Linked DNA regions of Homo sapiens: region 1 is linked to region 2. A link is a loop called in an ENCODE intact Hi-C map of the cell type or tissue named here. Cell type or tissue: HepG2. All regions are shown on one strand.

The links. A loop is a pair of places that touch in the nucleus more often than their neighbours do. Peaks named below come from ENCODE experiments on the same cell type or tissue, not always from the same donor. Only the 100,000 strongest peaks of a DNase experiment are listed, where the experiment ranks them.
Region 1: it touches region 2 in a loop (31-fold over the local background); 2 of 110 quality-filtered maps call a loop at or near these places.

The regions. Positions count from the first base shown.
Region 1 is chr11:12,054,225-12,062,224 of GRCh38, forward strand. LINC02547 (long intergenic non-protein coding RNA 2547) reads left to right here. Exons shown (of 2, transcript NR_135109.1): 2 at 4,310-7,561. Among named protein-coding and RNA genes, the nearest start is that of LINC02547, 27 kb to the left of the region's middle. In HepG2, no CTCF peak of the experiment used is centred here; no DNase peak of the experiment used is centred here.
Region 2 is chr11:12,361,663-12,369,662 of GRCh38, forward strand. It overlaps a transcript of MICAL2 not described here. Among named protein-coding and RNA genes, the nearest start is that of PARVA, 12 kb to the right of the region's middle. RefSeq lists enhancers at 4,544-5,116, 4,580-4,874. In HepG2, no CTCF peak of the experiment used is centred here; a DNase peak (open chromatin) is centred at 4,779; H3K4me3 peaks cover 443 bases.

The DNA of each region.
Region 1 (8,000 bases), 310 kb before region 2:
TTCAACATAGTGATTTCCCTCTAGGGAATCTGTGCTTAAGAGATCAAGGATGTGTGCCCAGATTTTGCCGAAAGGATGTTGGTTGCAGCATTGTGTTAGCAACCGTTGAAAATAAACCAAGTGTCCATCAAGGGAAGGAGTGACTGAGTCCCAAGCAGCCCTTTATGTTCCTAGAAATCTGCCCAGAAGTCAGAGGTTTGAAACTTATGTAATTTATTTTAAAAAACTGACAGTAACATTTAAAGTTATGAGAGATATTTATATCCCACCCCCCAAATTAAAAACATTATTAAATCACTAATTATTTTCCTCCCAGCTTTATTGAGGTATAATTGACAAATAAAAATTATATCTATTTAAGGTATATGGCTTAATGTTTTGATGTTACAGAAAGATTTTGAAACATGGTAAAATGATCACCACAATCAAGCTAATGAACATATCCATGACCTCACGTAGTTACCATTTTTTTGTGTGTGTTGAGATCATTTAAGATCTACCCTCTTAGCAAATTTCAAGTATACAATACAGTATTAATAACTGTAGTCACCATGCTGTATGTTAGTTCTCCAGAGTTTATTCATCCTGTATAATTGAAACTTTGTACTATTTCACCAACATCTCCCCATATCCCCCCTTTCCCCCTGCCACCCAGCCCCTGACAGCCACTATTCTATTCTCTGCTTCTGAGTTTGACTTTTTCAGCTACCACATATAAATGGGATCAGGCAATACAGTTGTCCCTCAGTATCCTCGGAGGATTGATTCTGGAACCCGCATACCATCCCCATCTTTGCAGATACCAAATTCTGCAGACTCTCAAGTCCCTTATATAAAATGGCATAGTATTTGCCTATAACCTGTGCACGTCCTCCCGTGTACTTTACGTCATCTTTATTTTGTTTTGTTTTGTATTTTTTTTTTTAAGACAGGGTCTCACTCTGTTGCCCAGGCTGGAGTGCAGTGGCACCATCTTGGCTCACTGCAAACTCTGCCTCCTGGGCTCAAGTGACTCTCTTGCCTCAGACTCCCAAGTAGCTGGGATTACAGGCACCCACCATCACACCCCGCTAATTTTTGTATTTTTAGTAGAGACAGAGTTTCGCCATGTTGGCCAGGCTGGTCTCAAACTCCTGGCCTCATGTGATCCGCCCGCTTCGGCCTCCCAAAGTACTGAGGTTACAGGCATGAGCCACTGTGCCTGGCCAACTTTATATCATCTTTAGATTACTCATCATACCTAACACAACGTATATAGCTGTTAGGCTGTATTGTTTAGGGAACAATGACAAGAAAAGTCACAATCTTCATAGGCCTGACTGCATTTTCAATCCACCATTGGTTGAATCCAAGGATGTACTCATGAGTACAGAGGGCCAGTTCAACTGTCTTTCTGTGCCTAACTTTTTTCACTTAGTGTAATGTCCTCCAGGTTCATCCATGTTGTTGCAAATGACAGGATCAAATCACTGGATTGTGCCTAACTTTTTAGATGTAATCTTTAATATGTGTCTTAGTTTGTGTTTTCCCAAAAGTAACATCTAAAACAAAAATCTGATTGCAGGTAGTTTATTTTTGGGGTGATTCCAAGAAATGCTGATAGGGTAGAGGAGAGAGGAAAAAAAATAAGAAAAGGAAATAAAGAAAGCTATAATAAGCCGGGTGCAGTAGCTCATGCCTGTAATTCCAGCGCTTTGGGAGGCTGAGGCAGGAGGACTGCTTGAGCCCAGGAGTCTGGGGCTGCTGTGAGCCATGATCACGCCACTGCACTCCATCTGGGCAACAGAGTGAAACCCTGCCCCCCACCCCCCAAAAAAGAAAGGGAGCCAGTAAAAGATGACTTACTAAGCAAATTACCTATTGACAATGTGGTCCTGCAGAGCACACACAGTAGGCCCCAGGGGCCAGGGGGAGTCCTGAGGCGAGTCCAGAGGCAGGCAGCTGAGGCCAGGCTTGAGTGCATAGAAATGGTGAATGTGGTGGAGGTGACAAGGTGGAGCACTGATAGCTAGAGACAAGTGTGTCTCTAGATTTTGTATGTTTTTCTTTAATCTTTTTTTTTTTCCTTAACAATTGGACCTACAGGTGGCAGACAAATCCAGAGGGTATTCATTGGAGGATGAAGATTTCCTGCCTCTGGTATGCATGATTTCCTCTTTGTCACAATTTGATTTTCAAAGGCAGCAGCATTTCTACATTTCTATTTTCCGCTGGTTTTTATAAAATAGTAAGAAGCCGGGCATGGTGGTGTGCACCTGTAGTCCCAGATATTTGGGAGGCTGAGGTGAGCAGATTGCTTGAGCCCAGGAGTTCAAGACCAGTTGGGTAACACAGCAAGACCCAGTCTCTCAAACAATAACTAGATAGTTAATAAGAAATATTATCTCCAAGTAAGTGCTCTAAGAAAAAACAATGGCTAAGACTTATGAACACATACCATAAGCCAGGTTTGCTTCATTCTAATGGCAATGCTCTGGGGTAAATATTACTGTTATTGCCATTTTACAGTTAAAGAAATGGAGGCCCAGGGAGGTTAAGTAATTAGCTCAAGGACACACAGCCATTAGATGACAGAGCCTGGCAGTCTAGCCCCAGAGTCCATGCTCTTAATCAGCCTGCCCTGCAATGGCCATGTGACTGTTTGATATGGTCCCTCAGCTGACTTTGGAAGCCTGAACATGGCATGTGAAAGAGCATTTAGGGGTGTCAGTAATAATGCACAAAAATGTAGATTTTTTTGGTCCAATTTGAATATAACTACAGTGTGGTATAAAATGGTTTGTGGCAGGTAGAAACATTATGAACTCATTTGGGCTAGAAACATACCTTTCATATTTTCTATGACCTGAGATGAGTTTTTATTCTGAGACACACCTCACTGAATGAAGGAAATTAATCTCAATCCATGTGAGGGCTGCCTTGGCTTTTTCCCAGGGCCAAGGAGGGTGTTTAGTACCAACCATGCTGGGGTGGTGAGAGTGAGGTGGTGGAAGGGTGTCCACACTGAAAGGGCGATATGGTTTAGGTCTGTATCCCCACCCAAATTTCATATCAAATTGTAATCGCCAGTGTTGAAGGTAGGGCCTGGTGGGAGGTGACTGGATCATGGAGGTGGTTTCCAATGATTTAACACCATCCACCTGTGGCTGTCTTGTGATAGAGGTCTCTTGAGATTTGCTTATTTAAAAGTGCATAGCACCTCCCCTTTTCTCTTTCTCCTGCCGGCCATGTGAATATGTGCCTGCTTCCCCTTCCCCTTCTGCCATGATGGTAAGTGTGCTGAGGCCTCCCCAGAAGCAGAAGCCTGTACAGCCCATGGAACCGTGAGCTGATTAAGCCTCTTTTCTTAATAAGTTACACAGTTTCAGGAATGTCTTTACAGCAGTGTGAGAACGGACCAATACAGAGGACCTCCTTGCCGTTCATTACTGGGTCATGGTCCACACCTCCATCCTCACCCTGGCCTTGAGTCCTCTTTGGGCACACTGGCTCTGCAACAGAATTTCCATGCCCTGTTGGAATGCAGGGACATCACCCTAAGGCCACTGGCCGCGCTGAAAGGCCCAGCTGCCCTCTGCTTTCTGAAGTCACTCCCTACATCTCTGCGCCGCTGTGTGTCCCACCCCACAGGAAGAGATTCAACCTGGGAGAGGGAGGCAAGGGGAGGAGGCACCAAGTCTTTTATTTCTATTTTTGCTTCCAAGGGTGAAAAAAATGGCTCTGTCTAGAGACTGTATACCTCCACAGTTGGTGTATCAGCTATTCCAGATTCCTTTCCGTCCCCGCTATCCTAGTTGTCTATTGTTGCATGACAAACGCTGAAACTTAGTGGTATAAAACATACATATTATTTTGGTCCAGGCTTGCCAGATAAAATACTGCAAATCTTTTACCTGTAAATACTGTAAATATTTTATCTTCAAGCTTAAAAAATTAACTTCTATCTCTACTACACAGATAAAAATTTAAACTGAGTTAAACTTGAATTTCAGATAACGTATAATTTTTTAGTGTAAATATGTCCCATGCAATCCCATGTAATATTTGAGAGCTACCTAGACTAAAAAATTATTCCTTGTTGATCTAAAATTCAAATGTAACTGAACATCCTGTAGTTCTATTTGCTAACTCTAGCAACCCTATTTTGGTCGCAGCAGTGTGGGTCAAGAGTTTGGGAAGGGTTTGGAGAGAGCCGAGGGATCCACTTGGAAGGAGGCTTTTCATGCACGTGTCTGGGGTGCCAGGGGTGCTCCTTGGCCTCCTGCCCTTTCTTCACATGAGGTCTGATCTCTGGTGCTTCTCCACGCAGCTCAGGATTCTCACGGTGTGGCTGCTGCAGGGAAGTCAGATCACCTACGTGGAGGCCCAGGGGCCTGGCTCTGGAAACAGGAGGCAGAAGCTGCCAGTCTCTAGTCTTGGGCCTGGCAACTGGCATAGCATTACTTCCGCCCTATTCCATCGCTCAAGCAGTCACAGAACCCACCTGGCTTCAGCAGGAAGGGGCAAGGACCCCGCCTCCTAATGGGAGCAGTGGTGAAGAATTTACAGTCATCTTTAATCTGTCATACCCGCTGAGAAGAAATAGATTTTCTGCCACCTGAAAAGTTGAAAGTCACATGTGTTTTTCTCTTACATCATGGCTTTCCTGAGGTGATGGCAGCAGCTCAGTCCAGCTGCCGTCTGATTGGGCGAAGGGTCCTAGAAGAAGGAAATACAGGAGGGGAGGAATCTTGGCTATTTCAAAATGTCATTCCTTGCATTTATGCAACCAAGGAATCCACGAAGTCAAATCATACGTAACAATTCAAAAGATCTTCAGAAAGATCTTTTTAAAATTTTTTCTTTTTTAAAAAATATATTTTTTCTTTTGAGACAATCTCACGTTGTCGCCCCGCCTAGCTAGTTTTGCATGTAGCTATCAATACTTACGTATTCATGTTTTTAAAAGTAATATCGTATTGTAAACAGAATTTGTAACCTGGTTTTTATGCTTACCATTTTATCTTCAAAAGATCTTGGCTCACTGCAATTTCTGCCTCCTGGGTTCAAGCGATTCTCTGTCTCAGCCTCCCAAGTAGCTGGGATTACATGTGTGCACCACCACACCTGGCTAATTTTTTGTATTAGTAGAGACCAGGTTTCACTATGTTGGCCAGGCTGGTCTCAAATTCTTGGCCTCAAATGATCCTCCTGTCTTGGCCTCCCACAGTGCTGGGATTACAGGCATGAGCCACTGCACCCAGCACATAAAGATCTTTTGATTCTAACACATTTTAATGTTTTCTGTTTGTGTGTTTTTTTGATATTTTATAACATGAATACATGTCTTTTTTATTTCAGGAAAAAAGAGATTATAAAACAAAAAGAAAATACTGTTACAATGAACTGAATGTTTGTGTCCCTATAAAATGTTTATGTTGAAGCTCTAATCCCAAAGTGATGGTATTAGGAGGTAGGGACTTTGGGAAGTAATTAGGTCATGATGGTGGAGCCCTCATAAACAGGATGAGTACTCTTATAAAAGGGACCCCAGGCTGGGCATGGTAGCTCATCCCTGTAATCCCAGCACTTGGGAGGCTGATGTGGGCAGATTGCTTGAGTCCAGGAGTTCGAGACTAGCCTGGGCAACATGGCGAAACCTCATCTCTACTAAAAATACAAAAATTAGCTGGGCATGGGTGGTGCATGCCTATAGTCCCAGCTACTCTGGAGGCTGAGGTGGGAAGATCACTTGAGCCCAGGAGGCAGAGGCAGCAGTGAGCTGTGATGGCACCACTGTACTCCAGCCTGGGTGACAAAGTGAGAACCTGTCTCAAAAACAAAAAACAAAAAAGCCACCCCAGAGAGCTCCTGTGCTTTCTTTCCAATAAGAAGTTGGCAGTCTGCAAGCCATAGAGGGCCCACACCAGAACCATGCTGGCACCCTGATCTTGGACTTCCAGCTTCCAAAATTGAGAAATAGGCGGGGTGCAGTGGCTCACGCCTGTAATCCCAACACTTTGGGAGGCTGAAGCAGGCAGATCACTTGAGGTCAGGAGTTTGAGACCAGCCTGGCCAACATGGCAAAACCCCGTCTCTACTAAAAATACAAAAATTAGCCAGGTGTGGTGTCATATGCCTGTAATCCCAGCTACTCGGGAGGCTGAGGCAGGAGAATCGCTTGAACCCCGGAGGTGGAGGTTGCAGCAAGCCAAGATCACACCACTGCAATCCAGCCTGGGCTACAAAGACAGATTCCATCTCTAAATAAATAAATGCTGTTGTTTTTAACCCACCCAGTTTATGATATTTTGCTATAGCAGCCTCAACAGGCTAAGGCAACTGTCCTGTGGATTATTAACTAGTTGGCTCTTTATACAAATTCTATTGAGCACCTAGCACGTACCAATTACCAGTCTATTCACTGCAATAAGCAAGCCAGACAGGGTCCCTGTCCTCCTGGAGCTCATGGTCTGGAGAAGCACCTGGACTGTTCTTTGGTAGTGGCATCTGAATCCAGAGCTTCCTGAGTTTTGCTCCTAGAGGACCTTGTGCAGAGCTGCCTGCTGAGGGGGAACAGCCCAATGGCTTCCTAGCGCACTTGCCAAATACCTGCCTCCAAGCCGTCTGCTTCTTCCATCAGGTCCTTGCTTTTGGATCCCAGAGACTTCATTTCCTGCCCTACTTTTCCTTCCAAGAGCTCAGTGGAGAGTTCTCTTCCTAAAAAAAGAGAAGCTTACTTCCTCAGCAGTGTTATCTCTGGGTCTCAACCATAAGGCTGGAATTTTCCCACTCAGCCATGGAGTAGTGTTGCCCTTTCCATCTTCCTGAAGCCAGAGCATGCAACATGTGGTAGAAGCCATTAGTAAGAGATGGGTAGCAGTCAAGGGCATGGCCCCAAGTCTGGACTCGTGGCTACTGGGGAGAAAGGGAAATTGATGAAGCTCCTATAGTGTGACTGCTATTGTGTGCTACATTCACAGAATCCCCAACTGCCCTATGATGCAGACCAGGCTCTCCAAGGCTGGGTCCTGAGAAATGGTACTTTCTTCAGATGTTAATAGATTCTGTGTGCAATTTTGGGAAATTCTATAGTTCTTTGTTCAGTGCTTTTAATAGGCTAATGTGCATGGTGAAACTCAAAGGGGGAGGTTATGACAGGCAGTCTCCCCCAAATTTATTTCACCCAAATGCCCCATACTAGATTGAATAGTGTCCCCCCAAAATTCAAGTCCACCCAGAACCTCGGAATGTGGCCTTATTTGGAGATAGTCTTTGCAGGCATAATTAATCAAGGTGATGCCACGCTGGAGTAGAGGGAGCCCTAACCCAATGACGGATGTCCTTAGAAGACGAGAAAACAGAGACACATGGCGAAGAAGGCCATGTGATGAGAGGGTCAGAGACTGGAGAGATTCATCCACAAACCAAGGAACGTCAAGGGGTGCCGGAAACCCCCGAAGCTAAGAAGAAGCAAAAAAGGAGCTTTCCCCTCAGGGTTCAGAGGGAGCATGGCCTGGCTGACACCTCGATTTTGGACATCTAGCTCCAGAACTGTGAGAAAATAAATTTCTGTTGTTTTAAGTCACCTGGGTTGTGGTCATTTGTTACAGCATCCGCGGGGAACTAATATGACCCCTTTATACCTTGAATCCTATTAACCAGTGATACAGGTTACCACTTTGAAAATAGGCAATGTGGTTGTCCCCACTTTACAGATGGGGAAACTGAGATTCTTTGAGGATCAGTAGCTTTCCTCAGGCTCCACAGAGTGTGGCTTCCATAGCAGTGTCAGAGCTCACACCTGGGTCTCTGCGTCCGCAGTGTTGAACCCTCTCCCTGGTGCCACAGCTGCATCCTTCAGACCCGGGCTTTCGTGGTTTCTAGTGAGTCTCAGGTGTCTGTTTCCAAAGTCGTTGCTCCCCTTCCTGCCTGGCACCCTGCAGTGACAAGCCAGCCCTGGAGGCCTCTCTATGCAGGATCCTCTCTTCCCCTTGGCCATTGAGAAGGGAAGTGTCCTT
Region 2 (8,000 bases):
AGGAAGTGGCAGGTGTTTCCAACCCTGATGAGCTGCAATGAAATTGATGTTTTCTGCATTCTGGAGGCAAATGACAATTCAGCAGTGTCTCTCTTCCCAGGAAGCAGATTTACAGGCTTTTCCTTCCAAACTGAAAATGGCAGCATGCCCCACCCAGGTGGCTGATCAGAGAACTACCTCAGCAGGGCAGAGGTGGCAGGGGGCAGCCGGGGCCGCCACATGAACAGAGAGGGGCAGTCATTGGATGTGGTGAGCTCAAATGTAGGAGTTTATTGTAATAAGAAAGTTCACATACAGGGGAAAGTGTACGATTTCATCTACTGTTTATCTTCTAACCTCACTGCTGAGTAGCTTGTAAAAGATTAATTTGCTCCAACAATTGGGAACTATTCATGTGGATGGAAATGTGTTATTTGTGCACTGCTATAGATACTGAAATGAACCAAAAATAAATGGTTTTGTGTCTCAGGAATCAAAACATTTTCATGTGGGCTTGGTCTGGCACCTCTGAGGGCAGCATCCATTTCATTTATTTGTTCTCAGTGAAAGAGCCTGGGCAAGGCTTTGATTTTGTGTGGGAGTCTGTTAATTAACCTGGGAGATTTTATTACCATGGGGCATCTAGAAGGACTTACCTGACCAGCAAATTGGATTTGAATGGGAGGAGAAGCGAAGAAGGCTCACCTCAGGTGTATTCCTTCAACAAAGAAAGCTGTTTTCAAGGCTGGGGAAGGGGAGGGATGAGGCTTATGGTAGTCCCAGCCCCTCCCTTTCTCTCACCTTTCTCTCACCTGGTTTTGTATTTAATTCGCTCAACAGGAACGTTTCCTTCTGCGCAGATCTAGCCTCTTCCTTCAAGTCACATTCTTTTAGTTTGTTCTTATTACCTCTTTTCTTAACCCCAGCACATGCATATTCTTAAACTATGAGTGCAGGGTACACCAGAATTGCCACATCACAGTAATCAACCCATGAGTCCCAGGAGCTCCCATCATTCCACACGAAGGTGCCCCATTTGTTTGAAAGCTTTTGTCTGCTGATCAAATATTTGAAAGGATTTATTTTTCCATTGAGCATCAACAACAAATATACATAACTGCAGATGAGAGCTCCTGTTTTACCAGCACTAATGTGGGGAGTGAAGAGCTCCAAGCAACAGCCACCTCTGATGGCACTTTGCAAGTTTTTCCTTGGGGCTCAGCTGACATCCTCATACTCACAGAGCTGCAGACTCTCAGCCATTGCTGCAACTCACCGTCTCTGAGCCTTCAGGGCACACTTTCTAATTTCATGCTCACTCCCTCTCCCAGTTCACTTAGAAATAAAAGAAAGCAAAACCAAACATCACAGCACCCTTCCCCCAGCCCCTCTGACCCTGATAATGGTAACAGCTACTGTGAACTCAGCTCTTCTCACCTACCAGGTGAACTAGGCCAGGAAACTCACTCCCCAGAACTCTGTCACCTCTCTGATTTCATCTGACTCACTAGAGTGCTCGTGGAATCTCTTTGGGGACCATCTCTTTGGACTGCCCTCTGCTGACCAGATGTCCAGCCCCTTGCACAGCTCTTTGGCCAATACTCCTTCAAGTATACCCTTTAGTGTTTCCAGCAGACAACATCTGGCCTTGGTGATTTGGTTCCATTTCATTGTTAGACATAATACTTCTAACCTTCCTCCCTAAGAGGAAACATCCAACGTATGAATAGCTATAATATCTCCCCCCAAGAAAGATGGAAGCGGGGTCTCTCACTCCTCCAGATCACACTGACCTAGGAAAGAATTGGGGAGAGGAAAATCAAGACCATGGGTATAATCTCAGTGGCCTGGGACATGGACCACACACCAGTACAATCACTGGGGCCCCAGGTATTCCCCCTTGCCTGGCTGAGTCTGCATTGGCTCACACCTGCTGCTTTCTGCCCTTAAAAGCATTGCTGTGCTCTTGTTTACCTGTGTGTTATTCATTCCTCTGTTTGATTACCCAAGGAGGAACTACTGATTTTAGGGCTTCACTTCTGCAGCTGGCCCTCAGCTATCATGCTGAGGTGAGAAAATCTCTCCACCACTGTCTGTAGTTCATTATTACCCCTGAAGGGTAGGTGAGCAGGTCATCTGTCTCAAAGAACTTTGGACTCATTCCCCCATGGCTGAATCAGAGGCGATTTGAGTGGCATCATCCTGTGTGGTCCTCAAAAACAGCCCTGCCCTCAGTCTACCATGTTACCAACTAAGGCTGAGGTTGTCCAACTTCCTCCTGTCCTGTGACTTCCCTGCCCACCAAGAGAATTCCTATTCTCCCACTCCATCCCTGCCACCTGGACAGCCTTCACCCAGACAGGTAGAATTCCTGGAGGACATGCTCACCGGCAGGCTGACCTTCAAAGGCCACCACTAATATTCCAGAGTTCCCAAGGGGGACATGCAATGAGGCTTGTCCCTTAAGACCCCCACTCCACAGACATTTCATTTCTCACGCATTCCTTTCATCCTAAGAGCACATCTTGCTTGCAGTGATCAAAGAGATCCTCAAGAGGCTCTGGCTGGCTTCTCTCTTCCCCCTCCTGCTTTGCTGCAGTCAAATAACTCTGACTATTGGTTGGGATCCAGAGCTTTTGTAAAACCCTCATCTTGATCTGCAGGGGATGCCATTTTGTCCCTTAGATGGTATGTGGTTCATGTCCCAGGCCACTGAGATGACACCAAGTTCTTGATTTTCCTCTCCCCAATGCTTTCCGAGGTCAGTGTGATCTGGAAGAGTGAGAGTCTCCTAGGGCTGCTGTTACAAAGTACAGCAGGTTTAAAACAGCAGAAATTTATTATCTCCCAGTCCTGGAGGCTAGAAATCCAAAGTTAAGGTGTCTGCTGAGCCATGTTCCCTCTGAGACTCTAGGGGAGGATTCTTTGTCGCCTCCTCCACCTTCTGGAAGTCCCAGGCATCCCTTGGCATGTGGCTGCATCACTCCAATGGCCATCTTCTTCCTGTATCTTTGCATCACATTCCCTCTGTGCATATCTGTGTCCAAATTTTCTTCTTCCCATAAAGATACAAGTCTCATTGGATTAGGTGCCCACCATATTCCAGTATGACCTAAATACAATTTTTAGCAACTAATTACATTGGCAATGACCCTACTTCCAGGATCCCATTCTGAAGTACTGGGTGTTACACCTTCAACGTATCTTTTTTAGGGGACAAAATTCAACCCATAACAGATGGCCTTCACATTTAGGAAGAATATCTTTTCCTAGTGAAAGCCACTTTGGGCTTGAATTTTGCCTTAATTTGCTTTGATATGATTGGTTTACCTCTATCCTGGGTTTTTAAGCTATTCAATAAAAAGCAACCCAGTAAAATAAATAGATAACAGAATACAAAAGAAAAGCTTCCTTCTATATGACAGATACAGATCACATGTAATTTATGAAATCTGAATGGAGCACCTAGACTCCAATTTTCGTTCCATTATCTTGGTACTTATAGTTACTATTTTATTATTCCTTTAATGGTTACCCTAGAGATTACAACATGATCCTTGATTTATCAGAGTCCAATAGAACTTGCTACTTTTACTTCTTCCCAGACAATGCCTGGATCTTAAAACACTTAACTCCATTTATTCACTTCCCGATTTGAATGCTTCTGCTTTTGTGTATTTTATTTTGATTTAGTTTTTAAATCCTGTATTATTTATGTTGTTGTGTATAGCGAATAGGCTTTTATGCTTACCCATATACTTACCCTCACTTGGGATGATTTTCCTTCTGCCATTCACTTCAGTATTTCCTCTTGTTTGGATCAACTATTAATAATTTTTCTCATGGTGGATAAGCTTTTTGATGTGCTGCTGGATTCGGTTTGCTAATATTAGTCTCTCAATTATTGGCTACATGTGATCTCTAGCCCATAATTTAAATTCTGGGTTTTGAATTACTTGTCCATAAAATGGTGGTGATGATAATATCATGTATGAGTCTCAAATGACATACTAATAGCTTGGCCGGGCCCAGTGGCTCATGCTGGTAATCCCAGCATTTTGGGAGGCCAAGGCAGGCAGATAACGAAGTCAGGAGTTTGAGACCAGCCTGACCAACATGGTGAAACCCTGTCTCTACTAAAAATACAAAAATTAGCCAGACTTGGTGGCATGCGCCTGTAATCCCAGCTACTCAGGAGGCTGAAGCAGGAGAATTGCTTGAACCCAGGAGGCAGAGTTTGCAGTGAGCCAAGATCATGCCACTGCACTCCAGCCTGGGCAACAGAGTGAGACTCAGTCTAAAAAAAAAAAAAGAAAAAAGGGCGCTTTTAAGATGGCCAAATAAGAACAGCTCCGGTTTGCAGCTCCTAGCGAGATCGATACAGAAGACAGGTGATTCTTGCATTTCAAACTGAGGTATCTGGTTCCTCTCATTGGGACTGGTTGGACAGTGGATGCAGCCCATGGAGGGCGAGCTGAAGCAGGGCAGGGCATCGCCTCACCCAGGAAGTGCAAGGGGTCAGGGGACTTCCCTTTCCTAGCCAAGGGAAGCCATGGCAGACTGTACCTGGAGAAACTGTACACTCCTGACCAAATACTGCGCTTTCTCCACAGTCTTAGCAACTGGCAGACCAGGAGATACCCTCCCATGCCTGGCTTAGTGGGTCCCACGCCCACGGAGCCTTGCTCACTGCTAGCACAGCAGTCTGAGATCGACCTGCGATGCTGCAGATTGGCGGGGGGAGGGGCGACTGCCACTGCTGAGGCTTGAGTAGCTCACAGTGTAAACAAAGAGGCCAGGAAGCACGAATTGGGTGGAGCCCACTGCGGCTCAGCAAGGCCTACTGCCTCTGTAGATTCCACCTCTGGGGCAGGGCATAATAGAACAAAAGGCAGCAGACAGCTTCTGCAGACTTAAACATCCCAGTCTGACAGTTCTGAAGAGGGCAGTGGTTCTCTCAGCATGGTGTTCGAGTTTCGAGAACGGACAGACTGCCTCCTCAAGTGGGTTCCTGACCCCCGTGTAGCCTGACTGGGAAACATCTCCCAGTAGGGGCCAACAGACACCTCAATCAGGCGGGTGCCCCTCTGGGATGAAGCTTCCAGAGGAAGGATCAGGTAGCAATACTTGCTGTTCTGCAGCTTCCGCTGGTGATACCCAGGCGAACAGCATCTGGAGTGGACCTCCAGCAAACTCCAACAGACCTGCAGCTGAGGGGTCTGACTGTTAGAAAACTAACAAACAGAAAGGAATAGCATCAATATCAACAAAAAGGACATCCACACCAAAACCCCATCTGTAGGTCACCAACATCAAAGATCAAAAACCACAAAGATGGGGAGAAGCCAGAGCAGAAAAGCTGAGAATTCCAAAAAACAGAGTGCCTCTTCTCCTCCAAATGATCACAGCTCCTCGCCAGCAGCAGAACAAAACTGGACAGAGAATGAGTTTGATGAGTTGACAGAAGTAGGCCTCAGAAGGTCGGTAATAACAAACTTCTCCGAGCTAAAGGAGCATATTCCAAACCATCGCAAGGAAGCTAAAAACCTTGAAAAAAGGTTAGACAAATGACTAACTAGAGTAAACAGTGTAGAGAAGACCTTAAATGACCTGATGGAGCTGAAAACCATGGCACAAGAACTTCATGATGCCTGCACAAGCTTCGATAGCCAATTCGATTAAGTGGAAGAAAGGATATCGGTGATTGAAGATCAAATTAATGAAATAAAGCAAAAAGACAAGATTAGAGAGAAAAGAGTGAAAAGAAACAAACAAAGCCTCCAAGAAATATGGGAATATTTGAATAGACCAAATATACGTTTGATTGGTGTACCAGAAAGTGATGGGGAGAATGGAACCAAGTTAGAAAACATTCTTCAGGATATTATCCAGGAGAACTTCCCTAACCTAGCAAGGCAGGCCAACATTCAAATTCAGGAAATGCAGAGAATACCACAAAGATACTCCTCGAGAAGAGCAACCCCAAGACACATAATTGTCAGATTCACCAAGGTTGAATTGAAGGAAAAAATGTTAAGGGCAGCCAGAGAGAAAGGTCAGGTTACCCACAAAGGGAGGCCAATCAGACTAACAGCAGATCTCTCGGCAGGAACACTACAAGCCAGAAGAGAGTAGGGGCCAATATTCAACATTCTTAAAGAAAAGAATTTTCAACCCAGAATCTCATATCCAGCCAAACTAAGCTTCATAAGTGAAGGAGAAATAAAACCCTTTACAGACAAGCAAATGCTGAGAGATTTTTGTCACCACCAAGCCTGCCTTATAAGAGCTCCTGAAGGAAGCACTAAACATGCAAAGAAACAATCGGTACCAGCCACTGCAAAAACATCCCAAATGGTAAAGACCATTGACACTACAAAGAAACTGCATCAATTAATGGGCAAAATAACCAGCTAACATCATAATTACAAGATCAAATTCAAATATAACAATATTAATCTTACATGTAAGTGGGCTAACTGCCTCAATTAAAAGACAGACTGGCAAATTGGATAAAGAGTCAAGACCCATCAATGTGCTGTATTCAGGAGACCCATCTCGTGTGCAAAGACTCACATAGACTCAAAATAAAGGGATGGAGGAAGATCTACCAAGCAAATGGAAAGCAAAAAAACAAAACAAAACAAAACAAAAAGCAGGGGTTGCAATCCTAGTCTCTGATAAAACAGACTTTAAACCAACAAAGATCAAAAGAGACAAAGAAGGCCATTACATAATGGTAAAGGGATCAATTCACCAAGAAGAGCTAACTATCCTAAATATATATGCGCCCAATACAGGAGCACCCAGATTCATAAAGCAAGTCCTTAGAGACCTACAAATAGACGTAGACTCCCACGGAATCACAATGGGAGACTTTAACACCCCACTGTCAATATTAGAGAGATCAACGAGACAGAAGGTTAACAAGGATATACAGGACTTGAACTCAGCTCTGGACCAAGCAGACCTAATAGACATCTACAGAGCTCTCCACCCCAAGTCAACAGAATATACAGTCTTCTCAGCACCACATCACACTTATTCTAAAATTGACCACATAATTGGTAGTAAAACACTCCTCAGCAAATGTAAAAGAACAGAAATCACAACAAACTGTCTCTCAGACCACAGCACAATCAAATTAGAACTCTGGATTAAGAAATTCACTCAAAACTGCACAACTACGTGGAAACTGAGCAACCTGCTCCTGAATGACTACTGCGTAAATAACAAAATGAAGGCAGAAATAAAGATGTTCTTTGAAACCAACGAGAACAAAGATACAACATACCAGAATCTCTGGGACACATTTAAAGCAGTCTGTAGAGGGAAATTTATACCACTAAGTGCCCACAAAGAAAGCAGGAAAGATCTAAAATTGACACCCTAACAACACAATTAAAAGAACTAGAGAAGCAAGAGCAAACAAATTCAAAAGCTAGCAGAAGGCAAGAAATAACTAAGATCAGAGCAGAACTAAAGGAGATAGAGACACAAAAAAACTTTCAAAAAATCAATGAATCCTGGAGCTGGTTTTTTGAAAAGATCAACAAAATAGACCACTAGCAAGACTAATAAAGAAGAAAAGAGAGAAGAATCAAATAGACACAATAAAAACTGATAAAGGGGATGTCACCACCAATCCCACAGAAATACAAACTACCATCAGAGAATACTATAAACACCTCTATGCAAATAAACTAGAAAATCTAGAAAAAATGGATAAATTCCTGGACACATACAACCTCCCAAGACTAAACCAGGAAGAAGTTGAATCTCTGAATACACCAATAACCGGTTCTGAAATTGAGGCAATAATTAATAGCCTACCAACGAAAAAAAGTCCAGGACCAGACGGATTCACAGCCGAATTCTGTCAGAGGTACAAAGAGGAGCTGGTGCCATTCCTTCTGAAACTATTTCAATCAATAGAAAAAGAGGGAATCCTCTCTAACTCATTTTATGAGGCTAGCCCGGTAGAGACACAACAAAAAAAGAGAATTTTAGGCCAATATCCC